2 separate regions of the Homo sapiens genome follow, and region 1 is linked to region 2. Evidence: chromatin loops called from intact Hi-C (ENCODE). Cell type or tissue: ovary. All regions are shown on one strand.

Region 1 (8,000 bases), 190 kb after region 2:
AGGTGGATAGTGTAGGAAGAGCCTAAAGGAGATAGACAAGAATCCTCAATTTCATCATTAATGCAAGGACAAGCCATTGAAGGGCTTTGAGGAATGCAAGAATGACAAGCTCTGAATTACCTTTTAACATAATCACTTTGGCTGCTGTGTGAAGAACAGACTGGAGGGAATCATGGTGGGAGCTCGGAGAACAGAACAGAAAGCTGTTAATGCAGTTTAGATTAGCTAATAAGGACTTAGGCTACAAGAAAGGCAGTAAAGATGGAAAGACGTGCTAAATTAAAAGTAATCTTTGGGAGGGAAAATTGACAGGACGTGGCAATGGATCAAATGTGTGGGTTGAAAGAAAAGCAAGAATGATGTCAAAGTTTTGGGATAAGCAACTAGAAGCCATTTTCTAGATAAAGGGATGAACAAAGTTGAAGCTAGTTTGAAAAGCAGGATGAAGGTTCACCTTTGAGCACTTTAAGTCTGAAGCTCCTGGTAGTGCCCCACACTTAGCAGGTGGTCAGGTTGCTCATCTGCTGTTGTTACTATTGTTTTTGTTATGAGCAGAATAGGGTAGGTGAAATACTAGACACATTCATTATTTTTTAAAAATATTTTTCAGCTCTCCCTCTCCCTCCCCCTCCCCCTCACCCTCTCCCTCACCCTCTCCCTCTCCCCACGGTCTCCCTCTGATGCCAAGCCAAAGCTGGACTGTACTGCTGCCATCTCGGCTCACTGCAACCTCCCTGCCTCATTCTCCTGCCTCAGCCTGCCGAGTGCCTGCAATTTGCAGGCGCGCGCCGCCACGCCTGACTGGTTTTCGTATTTTTTTGGTGGAGACGGGGTTTCGCTGTGTTGGCCGGGCTGGTCTCCAGCTCCTAACCGCGAGTGATCCGCCAGCCTCCGCCTCCCGAGGTGCCGGGATTGCAGACGGAGTCTGCTTCACTCAGTGCTCAATGGTGCCCAGGCTGGAGTGCAGTGGCGTGATCTCGGCTCGCTACAACCTCCACCTCCCAGCCGCCTGCCTTGGCCTCCCAAAGTGCCGAGATTGCAGCCTCTGCCCGGCCGCCACCCCATCTGGGAAGTGAGGAGCGTCTCTGCCTGGCCGCCCATCGTCTGGGACGTGAGGAGCCCCTCTGCCTGGCTGCCCAGTCTGGAAAGTGAGGAGCGTCTCTGCCCGGCCGCCATCCCATCTAGGAAGTGAGGAGTGCCTCTTCCCGGCCACCATCCCATCTAGGAAGTGAGGAGCGTCTCTGCCCGGCCGCCCATCGTCTGAGATGTGGGGAGCGCCTCTGCCCCGCCGCCCCGTCTGGGATGTGAGGAGCGCCTCTACCCGGCCGCAACCCCGTCTGGGAGGTGAGGAGCGTCTCTGCCCGGCCGCCCCGTCTGAGAAGTGAGGAGACCCTCCGCCTGGCAACCGCCCCGTCTGAGAAGTGAGGAGACCCTCCGCCCGGCAACCGCCCCGTCTGAGAAGTGAGGAGACCCTCCGCCCGGCAGCCGCCCCGTCTGAGAAGTGAGGAGCCCCTCCGCCCGGCAGCCGCCCCGTCTGAGAAGTGAGGAGCCCCTCCGCCCGGCAGCCGCCCCGTCTGAGAAGTGAGGAGCCCCTCCGCCCAGCAGCCACCCCGTCTGGGAAGTGAGGAGCGTCTCCGCCCGGCAGCCACCCCGTCCGGGAGGGAGGTGGGGGTCAGCCCCCGCCAGGCCAGCCGCCCCGTCTGGGAGGGAGGTGGGGGGGTCAGCCCCCCGCCCGGCCAGGCGCCCCGTCCGGGAGGTGAGGGGTGCCTCTGCCCGGCCGCCCCTACTGGGAAGTGAGGAGCCCCTCTGCCCGGCCAGCCACCCCGTCCGGGAGGGAGGTGGGGGAGGTCAGCAACCCGCCCGGCCAGCAGCCCCGTCCGGGAGGTGAGGGGCGCCTCTGCCCGGCCGCCCCTACTGGGAAGTGAGGAGCCCCTCTGCCCGGCCAGCCGCCCCATCCGGGAGGGAGTTGGGGGGGTCAGCCCCCAGCCCGGCCAGCCGCCCCGTCCGGGAGGTGAGGGGCGCCTCTGCCCGGCCGCCCCTACTGGGAAGTGAGGAGCCCCTCTGCCCGGCCACCACCCCGTCTGGGAGGTGTACCCAACAGCTCATTGAGAACGGGCCATGACGACAACGGCGGTTTTGTGGAATAGAAAGTGGGGAAAGGTGGGGAAAAGATTGAGAAATCGGATGGTTGCCGTGTCTGTGTAGAAAGAGGTAGACATGGGAGACTTTTCATTTTGTTCTGTACTAAGAAAAATTCTTCTGCCTTGGGATCCTGTTGATCTGTGACCTTACCCCCAACCCTGTGCTCTCTGAAACATGTGCTGTGTCCACTCAGGGTTAAATGGATTAAGGGCGGTGCAAGACGTGCTTTGTTAAACAGATGCTTGAAGGCAGCATGCTCGTTAAGAGTCATCACCACTCCCTAATCTCAAGTACCCAGGGACACAAACACTGCGGAAGGCCGCAGGGTCCTCTGCCTAGGAAAACCAGAGACCTTTGTTCACTTGTTTATCTGCTGACCTTCCCTCCACTATTGTCCTATGACCCTGCCAAATCCCCCTCTGCGAGAAACACCCAAGAATGATCAATTAAAAAAAAAAAGAAACTCAGGGAGACAGACAGTAAGTGAAAGGAAAGAATAAAATAACCTCTGCTCACATTTGGAAAAAAAAAAATATTTTTCAGAAGTCAAAAGAATAGATGCAGAATCCTATAATTTCCCTGCCATCCCTGTCTCACAACCTGTCATAGTGTCTTTTTAATTTTTTTTTTTCTTTTTGAGACAGTCTCGCTCTGTCACTCAGACTGGAGTGCAGTGGCGTGATCTTGGCTCACTGCAATCTCCACCTCCTGGGTTCAAGTGATTCTCCCGCCTCAGCCTCCCTAGTAGCTGGAATTACAGGCACACACCATCACACCCAGTTAATTTTTGTATTTTTAGTGGAGATGGGGTTTCACCATGTTGCCAGGCTGGTCTTGATCTCCTGACCTCAAGTGATCCACCCACCTCGGCCTCCCAAAGTGCTGGGATTACAGGGTGAGCCTCCATACCCGGCCTAAAGTGTCTTGAATCCTTATACTCATTAAAAGCCACTGGGGTTTATGTCTCAGTCACATTTGTCACAGCTCTGCAGAGACCACTCTGAAAAATCTGCTGGAATGCATTCATGTTAGTTTTCAGTAAATAAATCATTGTGCCCAAAGATCCAAAACAATGAATTAATTTTAATAAGAAAGCTTAATTTAATAAGAGACTCTCTAGTATTACTCTTCCAAAACAGCGGTTCTCAAAGTGTATTCCCCAGACCCACAGCTTCAGTATCTCCAGAGAACTTGTTAGAAATGCAAATCTTTGGGCCCCATCCCTTTTACCTACTGAATCAGAAACTCCGGGGGATGAGCCCAACACTCTGTTATCACAAGCCCTCCAGGTGACTCTGATGCTTGTTCAAGTTAGAGAATCACTAATCGATGGCCCGGCGCGGTGGCTCATGCCTGTAATCCCAGCACTTTGAGAGGCTGAGGCAGGCGAATCACCTGAGATCAGGAGTTTGAGATCAGCCTGGCCAACATAATGAAACCTCATCTATACTAAAAATACAAAATTGGGATACAAATACAATTTGTATTTGTATTTGCTGTATAAAAATACAAAACTGGGATTATAGGTGTAAGCCACCGTACCTGGCCAATAGCAATATTTACATCTGCATGAACAAAAATACAGAAGAAAAGGGTTCTGTTTATTGACAGTAGGCGTGGCACATCCCCAAAGCAGGGGATTGGGAGGTAAGTGTGCTTACCTGACAGATGCCACTGATACACATGTCCAAGGAGTCCGTGTTGCAACGAGTTCCATCCAGTACCTTAGGTGCCAGCTCCACCACCAAGTTTTGTCCTTGTGCATGACACTTGAGTGCACACGGGGCAGCAGGATCATTATATCGTGGAAGCCATTCATAGTAATGCCCCTGATACTGGACATCATTGTAGGCTGAGCACTGCTGGGCTCTGAAATCTTCTGCATCTGGAGGGCAGTCCTGGGGGCAGAGGGAAAAGGCCACATGCACATCACCCAGTGAGAGAGGCCAAGAGAAGATGAAATAAGTTCACCAGAATCTCATGAGACCACACCTCACTTGCCTCTCTCTGGGAGTCACCTAATTCCCTCTTTTTTTTTTTTTTTTTTGATTCAACGTTGAATGTATGCTATGAAATTCCACAGAGATCACTGCAATAATTATTTATACAGGAGATTATCTCATTATTCTGATCATTCACCCACCCAGGTATTTTTTCCAGATAATTAGAGCCTACAAGACTTAGATGGCAAACTTTGCCCTATTTTAACCATCTTGAATATAAATTTTCAAATGCATTATCTAATCTCCTTCCTTTTAAAACAAGGGAAACCAAATGCTTTCAATTTTTCCAGGTGATTCAAGGATTCAAGGTCTTCATCAAAATTTAATTGTTATCCATGCCTTCAGGAGCCATTTCAATGTGAAGGATTATTAGCCCAAAACTGCTGTGCTCTGTGAGCACTTGTGGTTGTTTCTTTGTCATTGTTTTTTTTTTTTTTTTTTTGAGACGGAGTGTCACTCTGTCGCCAGGCTGGAGTGCAGTGGCTCGGCTCACTGCAACCTCCGCCTCCCAGGTTCAAGCGATTCTCCTGCTTCAGCCCCCCTGAGTAGCTGGGACTACAGGCGCCCGCCACCACGCCCAGCTTATTTTTGTATTTCTAGTAGAGACGGGGTTTCACCACGTTGGCCAGGATGGTCTGGCTCTCCCACCTCATGATCCACCTGTGTCGGCCTCCCAAAGTGCCAGGATTAAAGGCGTGAGCCACAGTGCCCGGCCTGTCGTTGTTTTTAATTCATCTGTCTTTCCTCCCGTCAGGCTCCCTCCCATCTCTTCACTGGTACCAAGTACCTGCCTTCAACTGGCTGTAGGATGGACGGCAGAAAACATAGCTTGTTCAAATTCTGTCTACAACAAAAGCAAATAAATTCTAAGTACATGCCTTCAGTTGCTCTCATAATAAAAAGTGTTTGTACAAATATTGATGACTCATCGGTCTTTTTACTAAATTACTGATTCCGCCCACCAGATATTTCCAAAGCAAGATACTAGTTGAGAAAAGTATTACTTTACTCATCAAAAATCTACTTTTGATATGCAAACTTCATAATTAAAGACAACAGGTAGAAAAAAGCAACATAGCCGCCAGGCGTGGTGGCTCACGTCTGTAATCCCAGCACTTTGGGTGGCTGAGGCGGGCCGATCACCTGAGGTCAGGAGCTCCAGACCAGCCTGGCCAAAATGGTGAAACCCCGTCTCTGTGAAAAATACAAGAATTAGCTGGGTGTGGTGGCGCATGCCTGTAGTCCCAGCTGTTCATGAGGCTGAGGCAGGAGAATTGCTTGAACCTGGGAGGTGGAGGCTGCAGTGAGCCAAGATTGTGCCACTGCACTCCAGCCTGAGTGACAGAGCGAGACTCTGTTGCCAAAAAAACAAAACAAAAAAACCACACCATAAAGTATTTTATTATTTTTTTGTATTATAAAGGTAATAAATATTCATTCTAAAAACTTTGGAAAATAGTTTCTACTCAACAAAAGAATAAATAACATAGATCTTTGTATCTAAATCTTCACACAAATCTTGATTATTTACCAAGGACTTCTTTCTGGAAATAAAATTTCTGAGTCCAAGGTTATGCACATTTTATAGACTATTCAAAATATTGCAAAATTGCCCTCCATTATAATTTTCTAGTTTTTTTTCCAATCAGAAGTATAAAATATAACTTCATTGTTTTCGTTTGCGTTTTCTTTTTGAAATAGAGTCTTGCTTTGTCACCTAGGCTGGACCTCCCAGGTTCAAGTGATTCTCCTGTCTCAGCCTCTCGAGTAGCTGGGATTACAGGTGCCCGCCACCATGCCCAGCTAATTTTTTTGTATTTTTATTAGAGATGGGGTTTCACCATGTTGGCCAGGCTGGTCTCAAACTTCTGACCTCAAGTGATTCACCCACCTCAGCCTCCCAAAGTGTTGGGATTACAGGTGTGAGCCACCGCGCCCAGCTTGCATTTTCTTTTTATTGTTTAATATATTTTCATGTGTATTTGCTTTTTGTATTAATTCTTCAAAAATGTCTTGTTTTATATCCTTTATCCATTGGCATTTTTGTCTTTTTATTATTTTCAGCAGATGAAACTATTAAACTTCATAGTGAAATTATCAACTCTTTGTCATTTCTGTTGGAAATATTTTCCCCATTTCATTTTGGTTTTGGTACTTTGTAAAGTCAAAAAGTTTTACATTTTCATGCAGTCAGCTCTATTAATATTTCCCGTTCAGGTTTCTTTCTTTTTTAATGGGCTTAGAAATGTTTTCCCACTCTGCTCTGAGAACAGATAAATACTTAAATGTATCTTCCTAGTTCCTTTACAGATTAGCAGTCATGTTTAACTATTTGTTATATTTGGAATTTATTTAGATGAATGGTTTAAGTTAGAAATCTAGCTTTTCTTTTTCCACAAATAGATATTGATAAATTATCAGCCAAGATTTTTAAATACAGTTTTCCTCTTTTTGCTACTTCACGTTTGTATTTTATTGTTTACACTTTTGGCCTTTATAAACTTCCTTAAATCCTTTTTGGAAGTAGATAGGGAATAGATAGAATATAATTAACAAACATTCTTCTGAGATTAGTTGTATTATTTTGCTGTGAAACATTCCAAAATCCTATATTGCATCCACATTTTTGTTGTCTTAGCAAAATTAAACCAGGTTACACTCCTAGAAGCAAGTCAAACTGAAGAAGACTAAAACTGGATGACTTTTTCTTTAGTCAGGGTCTTACTCTGTCACCCAGGATGGAGCGCAGTGGCATGATCATGGCTCACTGCAACCTCGACCTCCAGAGCTCAGGTTTTCCTCCCACCTCAGCCTCCCAGGTAGCTGGGGCTACAGGCACGAGCCACTACATCCAGCTAATTTTTTGTAGAGACAGTTTTGCCATGTTGCCCACGCTGGTCTCAAACTCCTGGGCTCAGGCAATCTGCCTGCCTTGGCCTCCCAAAGTGCTGGGATTACAGGCATGAACCACCGTGCCAGGCCAGATGACTTTCCTCTGTTGAAATGAGGACTGTATCCTCCATCTGGCCATAGGAAGGATCATCAGTTACAAAATTACATCACCTCCTCTTCCTCCAGCCACAGCTAGTTTTCTCTATATCTCACTCTTTGAAACCAACCAAAGGAAAGTGTCTAAGAGAGCAGGATGCAAGCAACTTCTTTGCATTAGGCTCAATGGCAAGCATTCTCTAGGGACTGAATGTGCCGGCTAGCTAACTCTCGACTCCCTTAAACATAAACCAATGAAGTTTCACAAAATTAACAAGAGTTAATTAGCGGAAGACACCTTAGGATGTCAGCCTCAGGGTGGCCAGATTTGTACATGTGACCAGCCCCCTTGGCCACAGCTGACTATCCAGAGGCAAACATCTGGTCCACACCAGGTCAATCTTTCCCAGAAATTTGCGATTGCAACAAAAGAGCTGGAGCTAAGAGAGCTAAGAACTCATATCAATCTGGGGTTGGACTGGCCATTTCTTTTATAAGATTCATGTTGAAGCAAAGCAAGCCAGTTCCCACAGCAAAGAAGAATGAATTCGGTAAGAAAGGAGGAGGAAAGACAGTAAACTATGCATTTAAATAGGAATAAGTAACCTGTGTTCCTCATTTTCTGATTTCTGGCTCCAGGCCCTCAAGGCCTGCTTATGCTTAAATTCTCTTAAAAACCCACATATCCATCCAGTGAATCCCCTTTGTCCTGAGCTAATCTAAGTGGACTTCTGTTCTTAGCATATGATGCTATCTGATTAAGGCAGCCTGATATCCGGATCATGCTTTTTAGTTTCCCAGGGGTAATCACTGACATTCTCTTTTTACCACCACCCTTTGAACTAGGTAGGTCAGGATTATTACCCT
Region 2 (8,000 bases):
CCTCCCATGTTTTAGGAGTAAACTCTTGAGTCTTTACCTTGGACCTCAAAGCTCTGAATGATTTGGTCCTCAGCCACTCTCCAACCTCATCTCATATCCCTCTCCCTCTCCCTCAACTGTACCCTAGTCACATGAATCTTATTTCCATTCTGAGGCCACATTAACCTTATTCCAATTTTATGGTCTTTGCTTCTTTCTCATTTTTCTGCACAAATGGTTTCACCTCATCCTTTAGGTCTGGGCTCAAATATAACCTCTTAGAAGGCCCATCCCGACTGTCTTCACTAAAGTGGCTTCCTCCTATCACTGTGTATCTCATAGCCCTTACCACTGAGAAATATCTTAAATACTTATTTGTTTACTGGTTTCTTGTGCATCTTTCCTACTGGAATGTCAAGACCATAAACACCACCCTGTCCAACACTAGGACAGGGTATGTGAAATATTAGCCATGCAAGCAGTATTTGTTAAATTAATAAAGGAGTCTCTTTGAAATGCTAAGCTAAGGATCCTTTGAAGGGCTGGGACATTCCACAATGTGTGTGTGTGTGATTGTATATTTGGGCATGTGTTTGTGTGTGTCTGTGTAGGAGGTGGCAGAACAATGCAAGTAGTCCCAATAAACCAAGAGTTTGACTATTCCAAAGGCTTCACCTTCACCAATAGCTTCAGCCTCACACATATCCTTTTTGTTTTTCATTAATTTATTTTAGGCAGTTCTTTTGATCTTCATGTTCCATGCCACATGCAACACACCATGGTTTCTCTGACTGGAATTTCCTCTTTCCTCTTCCCAGAACAAACATCATGACCTACATGAAAACTCAGTTGACTTCTCTAGAGAGAGGTAGGGCCCCTTCCTCAGTGCTACCATTGTACTTTGGTCATCTTTTTATTATGGAACTTGTCCCAGTGCTTTACAGTATCTGTTTACGTGACTGCCTCCCTCTTCAGACTGTGAGCTTCTCAAGGAGGAGGTCATCTGCAACCCCAGACCTGGGAGGAGTAAGCACTGGGCAATATTTGTTGAATGTCCAATAAATGGATATTTGGGTATACAATAATGTTAGTATTATGTTTAAAAGAGGAGAAGAAATGTGTCATACAAATACTATAAGAGAATGATGTCATAAGTAACGTGATGGATTGCTGATTGGCAGCTCAACACTGTTTTCCCCTTCTGTGCTCTCTCTTGCACCTCAGGAGGTGAAAGCCTAGAAACTACATTTCTTAAAATCTCTACCGGTAGAGTTATATTCTGCATGATACATTATGCAAATGAGAGGCACTTCTCAAGATTTAAAAGGTGAAAATGACGTGGCCATTATTGTTCCTATATAACGAGTACAACATGAGGTTTAAAAGGAGTTTCTTTGTGGCCGGGCACAGTGGCTCACGCCTGTAATCTCAGCACTTTGGGAGGCCAAGGTGGGCGGATCACGAGGTCAGGAGATCGAGATCATCCTGGCTAACACGGTGAAACCTCGTCTCCACTAAAAATACAAAAAATTAGCCGGGCGTGGTGGCGGGTGGCTGTAGTCCCAGCTACTTGGGAGGCTGAGGCAGGAGAATGGCATGAACCTGGGAGGCGGAGCTTGCAGTGAGCTGAGATCACGCCACTGCACTCCAGCCTGGGAGGCAGAGCGAGATTCTGTCTCAAATAAATAAATAAACAAAATAAACAAAATAAAATAACAAAATAATTAAAAAAAGAGTTTGTGTCCTTCTGCGATTTACCCATTTTTGAGCTACAAGGAGCTGAGATGACCAGTAATGGTTTCCTGCGTTTCTAGCATTTCTGATTTTCTTAACTCTGCCTTGATCCCTTGGCCTTCTGCAGAGTTTTATAAGCTTGTAATACTTAGATTAGGTTCTCCTGATTAAGCACTGATGCATAACAAAGTTGGTGTGTATGGAAAACTATGTCTTGAAAAAAGAACAATTAAAAAATCAATTCCAATACTCATAGCAGACTATTAATATCTATTAATATTTACCAAATTGGCAATAGTTTTGAAACTGGAAATCAATATCTATATTATCACAAATAATAGTGCACATTTGAGATATGAGCTCTGTAGGCTTCCTCAGGAGTGGATTTTTCTAAAAAGTGTTTCAATATGGAAAGAATAAGTTGAACCACTAAAGACTGAGGGTCAAGAAAAAGGCTGGCCAAATGCCTAGAAATAATTTTACATATTGCAAAGTGAAAAATACAGATGGTCTTTTAGCTAAATCCTTTTCCTTACACATGCCTCACACATAGCAAATCTGAAAAGGTCAAAATCCCAGACCTTGAGGCGGGGGTTCTCCTGTTGGGTCATTGCTGTTGGTTCTAGTGTTGGTTGCCTGGAGAATGTACTTTTTATGTCCTTGCAGAAATACGATTCTACTCTCTGGCCATCTTCGTTCTGAGGAAAAAAAAAAGTAGCACTTTTACCAGTTAGACATTATCTAATTATTGGTCCAGCTTGGGTGTTCTTAAAGACAGCTATTAGAAAATGAGTCCTCTATAATAATACTGTGCTCCTGGATACTCAAGCTCATGACCACAGGTCTGGGAGGTGTGTATAAGTATGGACGTGTGGGGTGTTATAGAGTTTAGAGTTACTCACTGTGCTAGCATGTGGCATCTCTGCATGTTTCCAGGGTTTCTAGCCTAAATTGCAAGATGAAAAAAATGTATTCAGCAGAATTCCAAAAGGGACTGGAGGAAGCAGATTGGTTGGATAGAGCTCTGCCTCTTAAGAGGAATGCTGGGAGCAAGAGAACGGGCAATGTTCCCTAGGTTTGCATGGTGAGGAGTACGGGCTTTTAGGAAGGTTGTGAAGCTTGCACATAAGAGCAGAGGATGGTGGAGGAATGCCATGATTTGACCTCTCCATCAAGTTACCAAAGTCATGAGCTGCTTGGCTTGAGGGGATTCCTGAGAGAAGAGGTATGCCAGGTAGGAGTGAGACAAGCATGCAGATTCATGAGTGGAAATGGGCAGAAGAAAGAAACAAGGCTGGGGTTTCTCAGGGAGCATGGATAAATCATTCAAGAACCAGACAGGGTTAGCCTAGCCAATCTGTTGCAACTCTTCCATTCGAAGATTTTGGAAGATCACACAGAGGCTTTTTGGAAAGAGCCACGTGGTGGCACACCACTGCCTTTGTCAGTACTAAGAGTCCATGAGGGGTAGCAGGGAGAGCACCAAAAGAGCAGACTACATATTTGGGCACTAGTTCAAACTCTTTATGAGCCCAAGGCTCCTCATAAATACAATGAGATTAAAAAATACCACCCACAACACTGTGCTATCATAAGTATCACAAGAATTAACGCTCATCAAAATGCTTTGTGCATGACAGCTATTCCAACTCCCTGCATTGGCACCCCCTATCTCTTTATATCTCTGGGCTCCTCTAACTGCCCCAAGGAAAGCTATGGAGAAATCTCTTTCATGTTTTTTCCTCTTGGTTTAGCAATGGATTCTATACTCTTATACTAATTTTGCCAATGGTTCAATTTCATTCCTTCATGAAACCATTACTTAACACTAACATCTGACCGGGCGCAGTGGTTCATGCCTGTAACCCCAGCACTTTGGGAGGCCAAGGCGGGCAGATCACGAGGTCAAGAGATTGAGACCATCCTGGCCAACATGGTGAAACCCCATCTCTACTAAAAATACAAAAATTAGCTGGGCATGGTGGTGTGCGCCTATTGTCCCAGCTACTCAGAAGGCTGAGGCAGGAGAATCACTTGAACCCAGGAGGCAGAGGTTGCAGTGAGCCGAGATTGTGCCACTGCACTCCAGCCTGGTGACGGAGCAAGACTCCGTTTAAAAAAAAAAAATCACACACACACACACACAAACACTAACATCTGTGTTAGGTGCTGGGAATACGGGGTGGTAAAATAGGGTGTTAGAATTTAGTGCTCGTTTTTAAGCAGGCAGTGGCAGCAATGGTTAAAACCATCTGATGTCCATCTCGTTCACTCAACTCCAAAATCAACAAAACTGGGGCCTACTTTGTGCATATTACAGGAGGCACTTAAGGAGCAATAAGAATTTGACACTTACCCAGCAAGTGGAGTACAGATGTTGCCACTGCCTTTCCAAGAGCATTGGTGGCTATGCAGACGTAGGTTCCTTCATTTTCAAGGGAAACATTCTGCAACAACAGGGATCCATTGAAAAGCAAGGAAACATTGCCACTCAGAGATCCTCCTCTCTTCAACCAAGTTATATTAGGCTGAGGGACACCTTTGGAACAAAAACAAATATGACAAAGGCAATTCCTTTAAGAACAGGGCCACAGAACCACTTGACAAATACCATTCACTGTTTTGACCGTAAGTCAGCATATGGGTTTAATCATATATAATAGGAAAAATGGCTATTTCTATTTCTATAGCTACTCTATGGCAGATGGAGGATCCTCTTAAAGCAAAGGGCTTTGGTCTACAGGGCATGTGACTGGTTTACACATATAAGTTATGGAATGGAAACCAAGGAGTAGGATTGCTCTGTATTGGGAAGGGAGAGAATTTTGAAGGTGGGTAGGGTAGTGGGAGTGTGGTTGGAAAGAAGGAGTCGGTGAAGCTGGGGGAATGTGGAGGTAGAGACACAGTGAGAAACTCCCAGGGGGTAGGTTGTCACAAGGAAGTCTTTGGAAAACATAAATATTTCCTAGAGGTCTTTAAGTTGTTTGCTGTGCATAAGCAATGAAACATTCCTCCCTCAGGAAGAATATACAACATCCAGGGAAACAGAGTTCATTAATTCTTTGTAAAGGAGGATAACTTCAGGGAGCAAAAGTAAGTGCTGAGTTTCAATTCCGGGTCAATGCAGTGAGATGCAGGGACTGTAAGCAACATTGCAGGAGCCTGGACACAGAGGGGAACATGAGGAATTGAAAGAATTTCTTTCCCCAAGTCTTCAGAAGGCTTAGCATTTTGCTGGGCTTTGGAATTTAAGATTCAGAGGAATAGAGAAATTTCATTTGGTTCTTCTTCTTCTTCTTTGCTTTTTCTTTTTGAGATGGAGGCTCCCTCTGTCACCTAGCCTGGAGTGCAGTGGCACAATCTTGGCTCACTGCAACCTCCTGGGCTCAAGTGACCCTCCCTTCCTCAGCCTCCAAGTAGCTGGGACTACAGGTGCAAGCCATCACACCCAGCTAATTTTTGTAATTTTTGTAAAGACAGGGTTTCATCATGTTCCTCAGGGTCGTCTTGAACTCCTGGGCTCAAGCGATCCCCCGCCTCAGCCTCCCACTGCACCTGACCTCATCTGGCTCTTAAGAGCTGGAATAGCTTCAGATGATGCCAAGATTGCTCTAGACAACTGTTTTGGGGGATGTTTTCTCCTCTTACAGTGCTCTGGTTAGTGAGAATGGAGAAGCCATGGTATGGTTTTCTGACTTAAAAAATAGATGCGACCGCTATTATCATGACATGTGCAACACACCTTACAGTAGGCAAAATGCGTGCTCCATGAACATGGTGACACTTGAATTCTCATAGTTATTCCTATTTCCTGGGAGGCAGTCATTGTTAGCTGTATCTCACAATTGAGGAACCTGGTAAGCCTTTTGACTTCAGGTCCAGTTCTGTCCATTACATCAAGCTGATTATTCAAGTCTCTTAAGGAAGTCATTGTGTGGCTTTGGAGGAAACTGTTATCTAGAAATGCTTAAATTTACTTGTAGAAACCTAAGACTGATATTGGCACTGAAGTATTGCCTGAAAACTCAAGGTGAAAAAAAGACTAAATTTCTATTCAAAGAGGAGGTGGAAATGCATAGGGGGAGCACTATCTTGGCTGGGTTGGGGTGAGGCTTTGTTTTCATTCTCAATAGTTATTAGTTCTGTAGCCTTGGGCAAAGCCCTTTAGATTTCAACTGTGTCGTCTGTGAAAGGAATCTGAAAGAAGAGTAGGAACTTCATTATGTTCAGATATACTATTTGAAGTTTTCAAAATTGGAGTCTGAGATGGTTGCCCTTGGGACTTTTTGTCCTTAATCCTGTGGCTTTGTATGATCCAAGTATGGTAGGCAGAATTCTAAAGACATTGCCCCAAGATTCTCATCCTTTCATTACTCAATCAAATGTCAATCTAGGCACTGGTGTGAAGGAATTTGCAGATGTAATTAAGGTTACTAATCAGTTGGCCTTAAAATGGGGAGATATCTGGTTGGGCCCATTGTAATTCTATAAGTCCCTAAAATCAGAAGAGAAGGACAGAAGCTGTCAGGGACATATGGAGAAAGAGAAAGTAGGAGAGATGAGGCAGAAGAGGAGTTCAGAGAGATTCAAAGTGTCAGAGCAACCTAACCCACCATTGCTAGTTTTAAAGATAAAAGGGACCTGAGCTGGGGAGTGCAGGTGGCCTCTAAAAGCTGAGAGTGGCCTTCAGCTGACAGCTATCAAGAAAATGGGAACTTCAGTTCTAAAATGATAAGGGATTCAGCCAATAACCTGAAGAAGCTTGGAAGCAGATTTATTCCCAGAGCCTCCAAAAAGGAATGCAGCCATGCCACCACCTTGATCTTGGCCTTAGATACTCTAAGTGTAACAGTCAGTTCAGCAATTCTGTGCAACATAGGTGACATAATATATGGGTATTGTTTTAAGCTTCTAAGTTTGTGTTAATTTGTTACAGCAGCAATAGAAAACCAATACACCGAGAGATTTGTTTTAAATATTGTTATAAAAACTAGGCTAGCCCTAAATAGCTGAAGGAATGCTAATCACATGTGCATATATCTTTTTTAGCATTTTCTTCTACACATATACACATACAGAAAGTTTAAGCTTTCTGAAAGGTCACAGCTATTAAACATTGGAGCTGAGATTTATACCAATACAATTTGATTCAGAACCTTTCTTAACCACAACATAGGTAGATGTTATACATCTCTTAATATATTTATTCCAATGCATGTTATAGTTCTTTGTTGTTGCAGTAAACAAGATTTTAAAAAATGTATTTCATAGTTGTTTATTGCCAACACTTAGGAAAGCTATAAGCATCTGCATATTTATCTTGTTTCTAGTCATCTTACTGAACTTTATTATTTTGAATAGTTTTTCTAATTGATTTTCTTGTTTTTTAAGGTAAATAATTATATCATTTGCACATAATGACAATTTTCTCTTCCTTTCCAATATGTATACTTCTGATTTCTTTTTCTTGTCTTATTGTATTAGTGTCTCCAGAACAATGCTGAATAATAACCACTATAGCAGGTACGTTAGACTGAATATTTGTGTCCCTCCCCACCACATCTTGATCTTGGACCTCCTTCAACATGAAAAGCTTAATCTTGGACTTCCCATCCTCCAGAACTGTAAGAAACAAATTTTCTGTTGTTTATAAGCTACTCAGTCTATAGCATTTTTCTTATAGCAGCCCCAGTGGTCTAAGACAGCAGGCATATTTGTCTTGTTTCCAACTTTAATGGGAATATTACTAATGTTTCTTTCTTAAGCATGATGCTTTTTTTGGTATATAAATTTCCTTCTATTTCTAGCCTACAAGAAAATTTCTCAGTCTTTGAGTTTAACATTTAATTTGCTTATTTTAAAGTAAATCATTTAAAGCTGTTAATTTTATTCTGAGTACAGCTTTGGCTACATATCTTATGTTTTGAAATGCAATACAACTATTGCCATTATTTCATTCACTTGAAAAATGTTTATGGAGTGCCTACTCTATGTAAGACTCTGTGGCAATGCTAAGGATATAATGGTAAACTAAGTTCCTCACGGACCTTAATCTAGAGTGGGCCCATGCATCAAAACAGCCAGCTGCAATTCAAAGAGATAAGAGCGTGCAATAAAGGTAAAATACTGGATGCCACTGGAGCACAGAAGCTGTACCTCATGTAGACTGGAGAGAAAGGGAAGATACCTGCAAGGAGGAACATAGAGTGCAGATGTAGGAAAGCATGGGAACAGGAGCAGGAGCCAGACTTTTCATGGTATAGTGCCTTGTTTTTTGATTGAATGTA

What was found. Peaks named below come from ENCODE experiments on the same cell type or tissue, not always from the same donor. Only the 100,000 strongest peaks of a DNase experiment are listed, where the experiment ranks them.
Region 1: a loop joins it to region 2, with 3 times the contacts of the local background. A loop is called at or near these places in 3 of 110 quality-filtered maps.

What each region holds. Positions count from the first base shown.
Region 1 is chr15:83,815,851-83,823,850 of GRCh38, reverse strand. It overlaps ADAMTSL3 (ADAMTS like 3), which reads right to left. Exons shown (of 30, transcript NM_207517.3): 6 at 3,804-4,040. Among named protein-coding and RNA genes, the nearest start is that of ADAMTSL3, 170 kb to the right of the region's middle. In ovary, no CTCF peak of the experiment used is centred here; a DNase peak (open chromatin) is centred at 3,440.
Region 2 is chr15:84,010,794-84,018,793 of GRCh38, reverse strand. It overlaps ADAMTSL3 (ADAMTS like 3), which reads right to left. Exons shown (of 30, transcript NM_207517.3): 24 at 4,070-4,252; 25 at 2,295-2,411. Among named protein-coding and RNA genes, the nearest start is that of GOLGA6L4, 220 kb to the left of the region's middle. In ovary, no CTCF peak of the experiment used is centred here; no DNase peak of the experiment used is centred here.